Linked DNA regions of Homo sapiens: region 1 is linked to region 2. Evidence: chromatin contacts called from ENCODE Hi-C data. All regions are on one chromosome and are shown on one strand. The core of a region is the stretch at or near the end of the contact, and the rest is flanking DNA. Distances in the headings are between cores, read along the strand shown. Region 1 has its middle 60 kb from the start of AOAH. Region 2 holds the start of MATCAP2 (microtubule associated tyrosine carboxypeptidase 2).

Region 1 (4,342 bases), core at 820-3,319, 420 kb before region 2:
AGGGGCCACAAAAGTCTTGGAGAATCTGGTAAAATGTGCTGATCCACATCAACAAGCAGATACACACAGAGACCATTTTCTTTTCTTTTCTTTTTTTTTTTTTTTTTTTTTTTTTTATTGTTGTTGTTGTTGTTGAGAGGAGACGGAATTTCACTCTGTCACCCAGGCTGGAGTAAAGTGGCACAATCTCAGCTCACTGCAACCACCGCCTCCTGGGTTCAAGCGATTCTCCTGCCTCAGCCTCCCCAGTAGCTGGGATTATAGGCACCTGCCACCACGCCTGGCTAATTTTTGTATTTTTAGTAGAGATGCGATTTCACCATGTTGGCCAGCCTGGTCTCAAATTCCTGACGTCAGGTGATCCACCCACCTCAGCCTCCCAGAGTGCTAGGATTACAGGCTTGAGCTACTGCGTCTGGACTACACAGACTATTTTCTATACAAGTTGATGTGATTCTTGGCTTCCTAAAGCCCCCTCTGTGTTCCAGTTGATCCCTACACACTACCCTCACTTCACAGATGAGGTAATTGAATGACTGAATGAATCAAGGGAAATGAGGAGTTAAGTGACTTGTCCACAGTTTACACAGCAGCAGGACCTCAAGCAGAGGCGGATATTCCAATTCTCAAGCCTTATCCATTCATTAAGAAATATCAGTTTATATAAAGTAGTAAAGGAACTAATCTAGCGTGTGCTATAAGATACACTTGTACTGTTTGAAGTTCTTCTGCTTGCCTTCTATGATGGGAGAGGATGGGGCAGTACTTAAAAAGAAAAGGAACAGCCTTCAAAGTTGCCAGAGGGTAGAATAGGGAACTACACACTCATTATCCACTCCGCAGACTGAGTTATGAAGCTCTGAACAAAGAAACATGTTCTATGATTTCTGATCTAGAATTTTTTTTTTTTTTTTACCAGAATGCTGCTTCTTTGGTGATACTCCATTGCCTTTCTCCAGACAGCACATTCTCAGTAATAATATGAACTCCTCACCTGATTTGATGGCCTCCATCCTTCTTATTAAGGCTTCGAGAAGCGCAGTTTGTGAATTTGCCTTTGAATAGCTCATTAGGTTATTTGCTTTTGTTCCGGACTCCTGTCTCCTCTCCTGTATTCTGCCTCCTTATTTGTGCTTTTTCTTTAAAGCCAAAAAAAAGCCTAGAAAACTCCCTTATGCAAAATTCCAAATTCAGCTGTGCTTTTACCCGTATACTTAATTATAAGAAGTCGTGCCCGCTCTATACTTGCGGCTTTTCACAATGTGCCATTATGTAGAACAGCAAGCAGAAGCAAAAGGTAGTGAACTTCATTGGCAGTCTAATCCGCACAGAGCTATTGCTATTGAAATGCTGTAAATAGAAATAATATTCAAGAAGAAAGAATTTGCCTCTAGGGCTGTGCCCAATAGATCTACTTACAAACCCCAAACAAAGCCTGTCGAGTCAAGTATACTTAGCCCAGTGTCTGGAACATAGCAATCCTTTTTAAAATATTTGTTGAATGAATTAACTGATTATTTTCATTTTTCCCCTCACCATTCATTCTCTGCTCTCCACCTTCCTTTGCCCACCTCTGTCCTGACCCCCGGGGCTCCTTATTTAGCTCTACTGCTGAGTGGCTTTCCACTGTCTACAGGCCATTGGAGGTTGGAAGGTGGAAGGAGAGACACATGAGGTTTCTCTTCCCATTTCCTCTCCTCCATGTTGCTCTGACATGGCTGTGCCCTCCACAGCTACAGCTTCTATGGTGGCCCCGCCTCCATGGCCCCACCTCTCACTGAGTTCCAGGAATATTATTTCCTCCTTTTTTCCCTTTAGGTTGAAGGAGTTCAGGAAATATCACCCTGAAATGTGCTGCTTGGTATGCTGGTTAGTTCCCACTGGGGGCACTTGAGGAACAGCAAGTACAGGGAAGGGCTTTCTCTGAACTTCCTTCAGAAGGAGTTCAGTTGTCATGACCTCCCTCCCTGGGGAACACAGGAGAGACTTGAGGTTGACACCATGCCCAGACAGACTGTCATCGCTTCCTCTGAGGGCTGCTCAGAGACGGCTGTTATTACCCGAGAGAGGTTTCGTCTGCAGAACAAGACACCCTCTACGCACCACACATTTCCTTCTCCACCCTCCCCTGCCCTGTGTGCTGCCAAGCCCCAGAAGCCCCATGTCCCTATTCCTTCTGTAGCTTAGGATGCTACAGAAGCTTCAATCATCTGACCCATCTTTCAGTCTCATATTTTGTGAAACTCCAGGCATATGTACATAATTAAAATGTTTTTTTCTCCTGTTAATTGGCCTTATATCAATTTAATTCATAGCCTAGCCAAAGAACCTAGGAAGGTAGAGGAAAGCCATATATGGCTCCCCTACGGGGTCTAAGCCTGTTAACAGCTTCCTACATTGCTAGTTCCTGGATGTCTTCACATCCTTTTGGTTCCTTCAACCCCACCTGCATCTCAATAAATCATCCATTCATTAAACTCTTTCACTGAACTAGATTAGTTAAGTTTTGGTTTTTTCCAGTATCCTGACCGATACAGTGAATAAATGAAATAGATATATAAATGAAAAGACTTGAAAACCGACTTTAAAGTAATTTTGAATATATTGTTTTTAACATGAAGGAATAAAGCCATAAACATAAAAAATTATTTCTCAAAATAATAAAATCTCAATTATTAGTTTTACCTAAATGTAAGTTATAGTATGCTCAAGTATACATTTATTTTTATATTACATATGCCAGGGGCCAGGGGCAGGTAATGTAATTGGGAAAACTTTTCCAAGTGTTAAGAAAAAAGCCACTACTAAGTGTCAAGAAAAAAACCACTACTAAGCACACTAATAAATGATGTCTGGCAATTAGCTCGTATATGCATTCTAGAGTAGAAGTTTGCTACACGCATACATGTATATATTTTGCAAAATAGTCTTCATCAGTCATAAAAGTGATAGATGTTGCCTGGTATATCATCTGGGGTCCAACTTCTCACAAAAAGCAAAAACCTTTTTACACCATAACTACGTGGTTTTAGGAAGGTGGGCCCCAAGGTGGGGGGTCAACATAGGTATGTTCTGCTTTCAAGTTACAGGTAGAAGCCATTTGCAGACACCTCATAATCAAAAGAACCGGTCCTCAATCCAGAACCAAGACTTGAATTACTGGAGTTTAGAAGTGTTGAAAACTAGAGTTCGAGCCGGGCACGGTGGCTCACGCTTGTAATCCCAGCACTTTGGGAGGCCAAGGTGGGTGGATCACGAGGTCAGGAGTTTGAGACCAGCCTAGCCAACATAGTGAAACCTTGTCTCTACTAAAAATACAAAAAATTACCCAGGCGTGGTGGCAGGCACCTGTAATCCCAGCTACTCAAGAGGCCGAGGCAGGAGGATCACTTGAACCCGGGAGTCGGAGGTTGCAGTGAGCCATGATAGTGCCATTGCGCTCCAGCCCAGGTGACAGTGCAAGACTCCATTAAAAAAAAAAAAAAGAAAAAAAGCTAGAGTTCTCACCAGAGTTTGGGTGACAGAGGCCTAAGCCACTAGCCTGGTGCTGAATGAATGCTCTCTCTGCCATCTCACAGACACCCTCTCCCTAGCATGCCAGCACATGCTAGTTTTTACCCTCGCTTTCTCTCATGATAGTACATAACATCTTTCTTATTTTAAAAGTAAGAGATATCCAACATAGAAAAATACTACAGAGTTAAAAATAAGCAAAAGAAAAATAAAACTTAAAACGACCCATCATCTTTCTATATTGAGATAACCAGTTCTAGCAGTTTGGTGTCTCTCCTTGAACAGGCAAATGATTAATGGCAGACTAGGGGAAGAGATGATAAGTGGATATTTCCCAGCAAGAACTTAATCAAGTGTACATGTTTTATAACTTGCTGTTTCACTTAATATGCTTTAATCCCTCTCCGGGTTATTGCCTGCCCTTCTACAGCATCATTTTTATAACTGAAAAATATTTTATTGTATGACTTTGTTATCATTCATTTACCCAATTCCCTATTGTTGTGTTGTTGGAAATTTAGATTCTGTCCAATATTCTGCAATGTAAATGTTGCAGTAAAAGATATCTTCATAATTGCTTGCTTTTTCAATGGCAGGGTTATTGTAATTACCTAGATATTTTTAGTGCAATGGCAAAGAGCTTTGCTCATTCTGCTTACATCTGAGGGTATGGCTGTGATTATAGAAAAATACAATGGTCATAGTATCTACTGAGTCTTAAGGGATAGGACCTGCATATTCAATCCAGAGCCCCTGCTGGAGCCCAAGTTCTCCTTCTACCCAAACCCTTTCCCCACATACTGCAATATCAGACTCATAATCTTGGATA
Region 2 (4,550 bases), core at 123-2,622:
GAACAGTGTGAAAGAGGGTAGGGTGGGAATACAGAGACTGTCTAGAAGACTGCCATAATCCAGACAAGAGGTGGTGGTGGCTTGAACCAGAGTGGTAGCAAGTGGCTAGATTCTGGATGTATTTCGAAAACAGTAGTCACAGGATTTGAAGACAGAATATGAAGTGAGGTTATCCAGTTTTTGTGATATAGTTACATTTCCATTGTTCTCTCCTAAGTGATGAAAAAGACACAATTTCTCACAAGTTGCCTGTCATTCTCAGGGTGTGACGGTCCTGATATTCAACTTTCTTTTGTTCCTGAGTTTGAAAACACACCCCAATTATTTCCATGTCTTAGCCTTGAGGATGAAGAGAAAATTTAACTGTCTGAAGACTGACAGTTGCCAGCACTATCTCAGCTCCTCCTAAACTGTAAGCTCCGCTAGGCTTATTTCATTTCCCTTGATATCCTCAAAGCCTGCCTCAGAACCTTGCACACGTTAGGGTCTCAAAAAATGTTTGTTGAATGGTTTAGTCTACATTTCCCATTCCCACCGTACTTTTTTTTTTTTTTTAGTCTCACTTTGTCACCCAGGCTGGAGTGCAGTGGCGCGATCATGGCTCACTACATTCTCACCTCTCGGACTCAAGCAATCCTCCCACCTCGGCCTCCCGAGTAGCTGGGACTACAGAAGTGTGCCACCACGATTTGTTCACTTTTTGTGTTTTTAGTAGAGATGGGTTTTCGCCATGTGGCCCAGGCTGGTCTCCAACTCCTGGCCTCAAGCGATCCACCCGCCTTGGTCTCCCAAAGTGCGAGGATTACAGGCATGAGCCACCGTGGCCCGCCTCCCATGGTTATTGTAAAAGATTAAATTTTCATACTTGCTAATGTGAAAATGAATAATAAACTGAAAATAACATTCAGCCCCTATCAATTGCACAATCACAAGCTAAAATGTGAATTTCAGCATTAAGGATAGTATGCTGAGGTACCGTCAAGTGGTCATTGAGCCTCCTGCACTTTCCACTCTTACTAGCTCATCCTAAACGTGTTTTAGCTTCCCCGCACCTCGTAAGGGGAAGGACGGGTAGACTGGCTTTGCTATTTGCAGCTAGGGCCGAGTGTCACAGCGCACCATGGAGTTAAGTCACCTTTGAACGGGTACAAACGTCTCTGAAAGATCAGTCAATATGCGTTACCCACTGGCTGGAGACCCCAGCGCGCTCGCGGGCACAGCCACAAGCCCCGGAGGCACTGGCCCGCGCTGTGCACGCCGGGAGTTGTAGTTCCTCCCACTCTCTCTCGCCGCCCGCGGGCCTTCGTCGCACGAGCGCCCCCAGCGGCGCGCAGGCTCCGTGAAGCGCAGCGCGCGCGGACCCCGGGGGCAGTTTCCTAGCAACCGGCGGAGCGGCTACGTCACGGTGGCAGGTTCTAAGCGCTGCTGGGCACCGTAAGGCCGCCGTGTGTACCTTCCAGTAGCTACGGGCTGGTGGAAGCGCTGCTCACAGTCAGTGTCGGTACGTCTTCGTCCGCCCTTACCCTCCTTATCCTGCTCCAGGTAGCGGAGAGCCGCCTCCCGCCGCGCCCCCGCCACCGAGGCCCGGGTCAGAGGCTAGAGGCCGCCCGCCCCTGCGCGGCCCTTTCCCCTGAGCCCGCGGAGCCCGCCGCCCCGGGCCTCGGGGCGACGATGCTGGAGTCCATTCGCGTGACGGGTGAGTGCCGGGAAGGGCTGGCCGCGGCGGGGGTGCGGGGCGGACCGGGGTCCCGCCGCCCGGGGCTCAGGTAATGGTAGCCACCGGCTGGGCGCGCCGCTCGGGACTCCACCCTGCGCCCCGACCCCTTCGGGGCGCGCAGGAGGCGCTCGCGAAAAACCTGTGGAGGGAAGAGAGAAATCGGCCCCTTATCCTTTCGTCACTTATTATCAGTAAGTACCTGCTGTGGAATCTCGTGGAAAAGATTGTAATATTAGACCGGTTGCTGGTCTTACAAAGGTACAATCCAAAGATTGTTAAATCCTATTTCAAAACACGCTAGGTGTGTGATTAAGCTTCATAATTTTCTAGAATGTTCAGAAAAAATAAGCTAAGCGAAAGAACACATCTGTATATTTCATTATTTATACTGTGTATATTTGTGTGTGTATGCTTTTATTCTTAAACAGTGAGAACGTTTTGAGTTGATATTATTAATAGGCCATTTTACAGTACGGATTATACCAAGTGTAAAACATGGGTCTTTAAACAGACCCCAGGTCAGAAAGTCTGGAAGTTTACCTGCATTTTTTTAAATTCAGTTCAATCTCTGGGAGCACAGAACTTGACTCTTATTATTTGTAAATCGCTATGCGTGTTAGCTATTAAAAAAAACCTTACATAATATTAGAGTAATTTTCTAGGCCATTTTCCCAGCATTTGATTCTGTACGCAAACATTTCTGCAAGCAGGGTTTTGGCAGTTCAGAATTATGACGAAGAACAACGGAGTAAAGGGAAATACTCCTCAAACTAGTGCCAAAATAAAGCCGGAATTTTACATTTTAGAGCAATGCAGTACCTACCAGACTATTTTTCTGTGAGCATTCTAACTGAAAAACCAAACCTCTTTCCAGTGAAAATATTTATGATTTTAATTTTATACTGTTTTATTTCACGTTCAGTGTTATACGGAGTAGATTTGTGCAGTCACAAATCATGACGTTGCCACGATGTATATCATTTATGTTGACAGGAAACATAGTTCCAGGATCTGAGATCGAAAAGGCAACTTTAATTGGCATTAGAATTTTTAAAAATGTGATTTGATGTAGATGCTACTTTCATCTTAAAACACAATTAAAATGTCAAAAGTTACTTAAAAGTACCATACCTCCTAAATATGGAGCAAGGTTTCTCAACCTCCGCACCATTAACTTTGTTGTTGTTGTTGTTTTTGAGACGGAGTCTCGCTCTGTCGCCCAGGGTGGAGTGCAGTGGCGCTGTCTCTGCTCACTGCAATCTCCACCTCCCAGGTTCAAGCGATTCTCCTGCCTCAGCCTCCGAGTAGCTGGGATTACAGACGCATGCTACCACGCCCGCCGGATTTTTGTATTTTTAATAGAGACAGGGTTTCACCATGTTGGCCAGGCTGGTCTGGAACTCCTGACCTCAGGTGATCCTCACACCTCCGCCTCCCAAAGTGCTGGGATTATAGGCATGAACCACTGTGCCCAGCCTAGCACTGTTAACTTTGGACAAGATAGTTCTTCCTTGTGGGATGCTGTTCTCTGCCCCGCCCCCATAATTGTGACAACTAAAAATCACAATTGGGCAGGGGTGAGGGGTAGGGCAACATCTCCTTCTCCATGAGAATCAATGCCTTGAAGAAAAATATAGATTCTGTCACAGTGCACATTATTTCATTGAGAAATCACATAGATTAAAATTATTTTCCCAAACCATAACAATCATTGTAGAGATACAAATAAATTAATATTAGTATTAGAAAGTAGATACTATGATCAATTAGTCATGCAGAGTGATCTCTTGATATGTCAACATGTTGAGTTAGAAGTTTGAGAAGAGATACTTTAGAAAGTAGTAGACCCACTCCTCTTGTCTCATTTCCCTTCCTATAATTTAGTGGCAGTACATTTATGAATCCAACCCTGTATGTTTGCAAACCCTGAGGTAGACAATTTGGCAGTGAATTTCTATAGTACAATAAAGTTCAAATAGCCATTTGAGACCATGCAAGCCTCTAATTTACAATTCCTTTAAAAATAACTGGGTCATTTTTCAGACTACTTTCTCTCTTAAATATACTTAACTGCTTGAAATAATTCTAGAGCCCTGTGCCCAGCATTTCACTGCGATATCAGAAAAACCCAGTTTGGACAGCCAGAAACTTCATGTAGAGAGTTAAGCTGAAAACATGCCCTCCTCTCCCCTGGTCATTCCCTCACGATTCATTGATATCTGAGATGGCCATGTTCTTCTTTCTGGTTAGCAGAACTTGATTGTGGTAAGAGTACTGATGGAAATGTGTTCATTTTTTTTTCAGCTCTAAAAGTCGTTACAAATATAGAACAGACTCATTTTATATTTCAGGAATGAAGCAATTACTTGTTTCTGAAATCCTTCCTATATAATATCTTACCCACTTTTGACTTATTAGTATATGCTATCTATGCTGTTTAAAAATGGAATCAAATCAGAAAAGGTTTTTTTGACTTCTCATGGCCTTTTAAAGAAGAAGGTTCTGAGGCTGGGTGCAGTGGCTCACACTTGTAATCCCAGCAGTTTGTGAGGCGGAGAGCAGGCGGATTACCTGAGCTCAGGAGTTCAAGACCAGCCTGGGCAACACGGCAAAACCTTATCTCTACAAAAAATTAAAAAATTAGCCGGGCATGATGGCCTGCGCCTGTAGTCCCAGCTACTTGGAAGGCTGAGGCAGGAGTATCACTTGAGCGCCCAGGCGGCAGAGGTTGCAGTGAGTCAGGATTGCCACTGCACTCCAGCCTTGGCCACAGAGTGAGACCCTGTCACAAAAAAAAAAAAAAGAAGAAGAAGATTCTACTTTAGCTTCCGGG

The links. A loop is a pair of places that touch in the nucleus more often than their neighbours do. Pooled maps may share reads with other maps.
Region 1: a map of CD8-positive, alpha-beta T cell shows a loop between it and region 2 (4-fold over the local background). The contact joins the enhancer-like site here to the promoter of MATCAP2 in region 2. A Hi-C loop is called at or near these places in 2 of 168 maps with a recorded cell type or tissue (CD8-positive, alpha-beta T cell and naive thymus-derived CD4-positive, alpha-beta T cell) and 4 of 50 pooled maps.

What each region holds. Positions count from the first base shown.
Region 1 is chr7:36,782,783-36,787,124 of GRCh38, reverse strand. No RefSeq gene overlaps it. Among named protein-coding and RNA genes, the nearest start is that of AOAH, 60 kb to the right of the region's middle. Within about 2 kb of position 2,069, at least 8 of the 41 ENCODE cell types and tissues checked have a DNase peak (open chromatin) inside an H3K27ac peak, as active enhancers do; they include CD8-positive, alpha-beta T cell, where a contact is called at or near this core.
Region 2 is chr7:36,364,062-36,368,611 of GRCh38, reverse strand. It overlaps MATCAP2 (microtubule associated tyrosine carboxypeptidase 2), which reads left to right and starts at 1,372. Exons shown (of 7, transcript NM_001199706.2): 1 at 1,372-1,696. The coding sequence starts at 1,672. RefSeq lists a silencer at 1,623-1,722.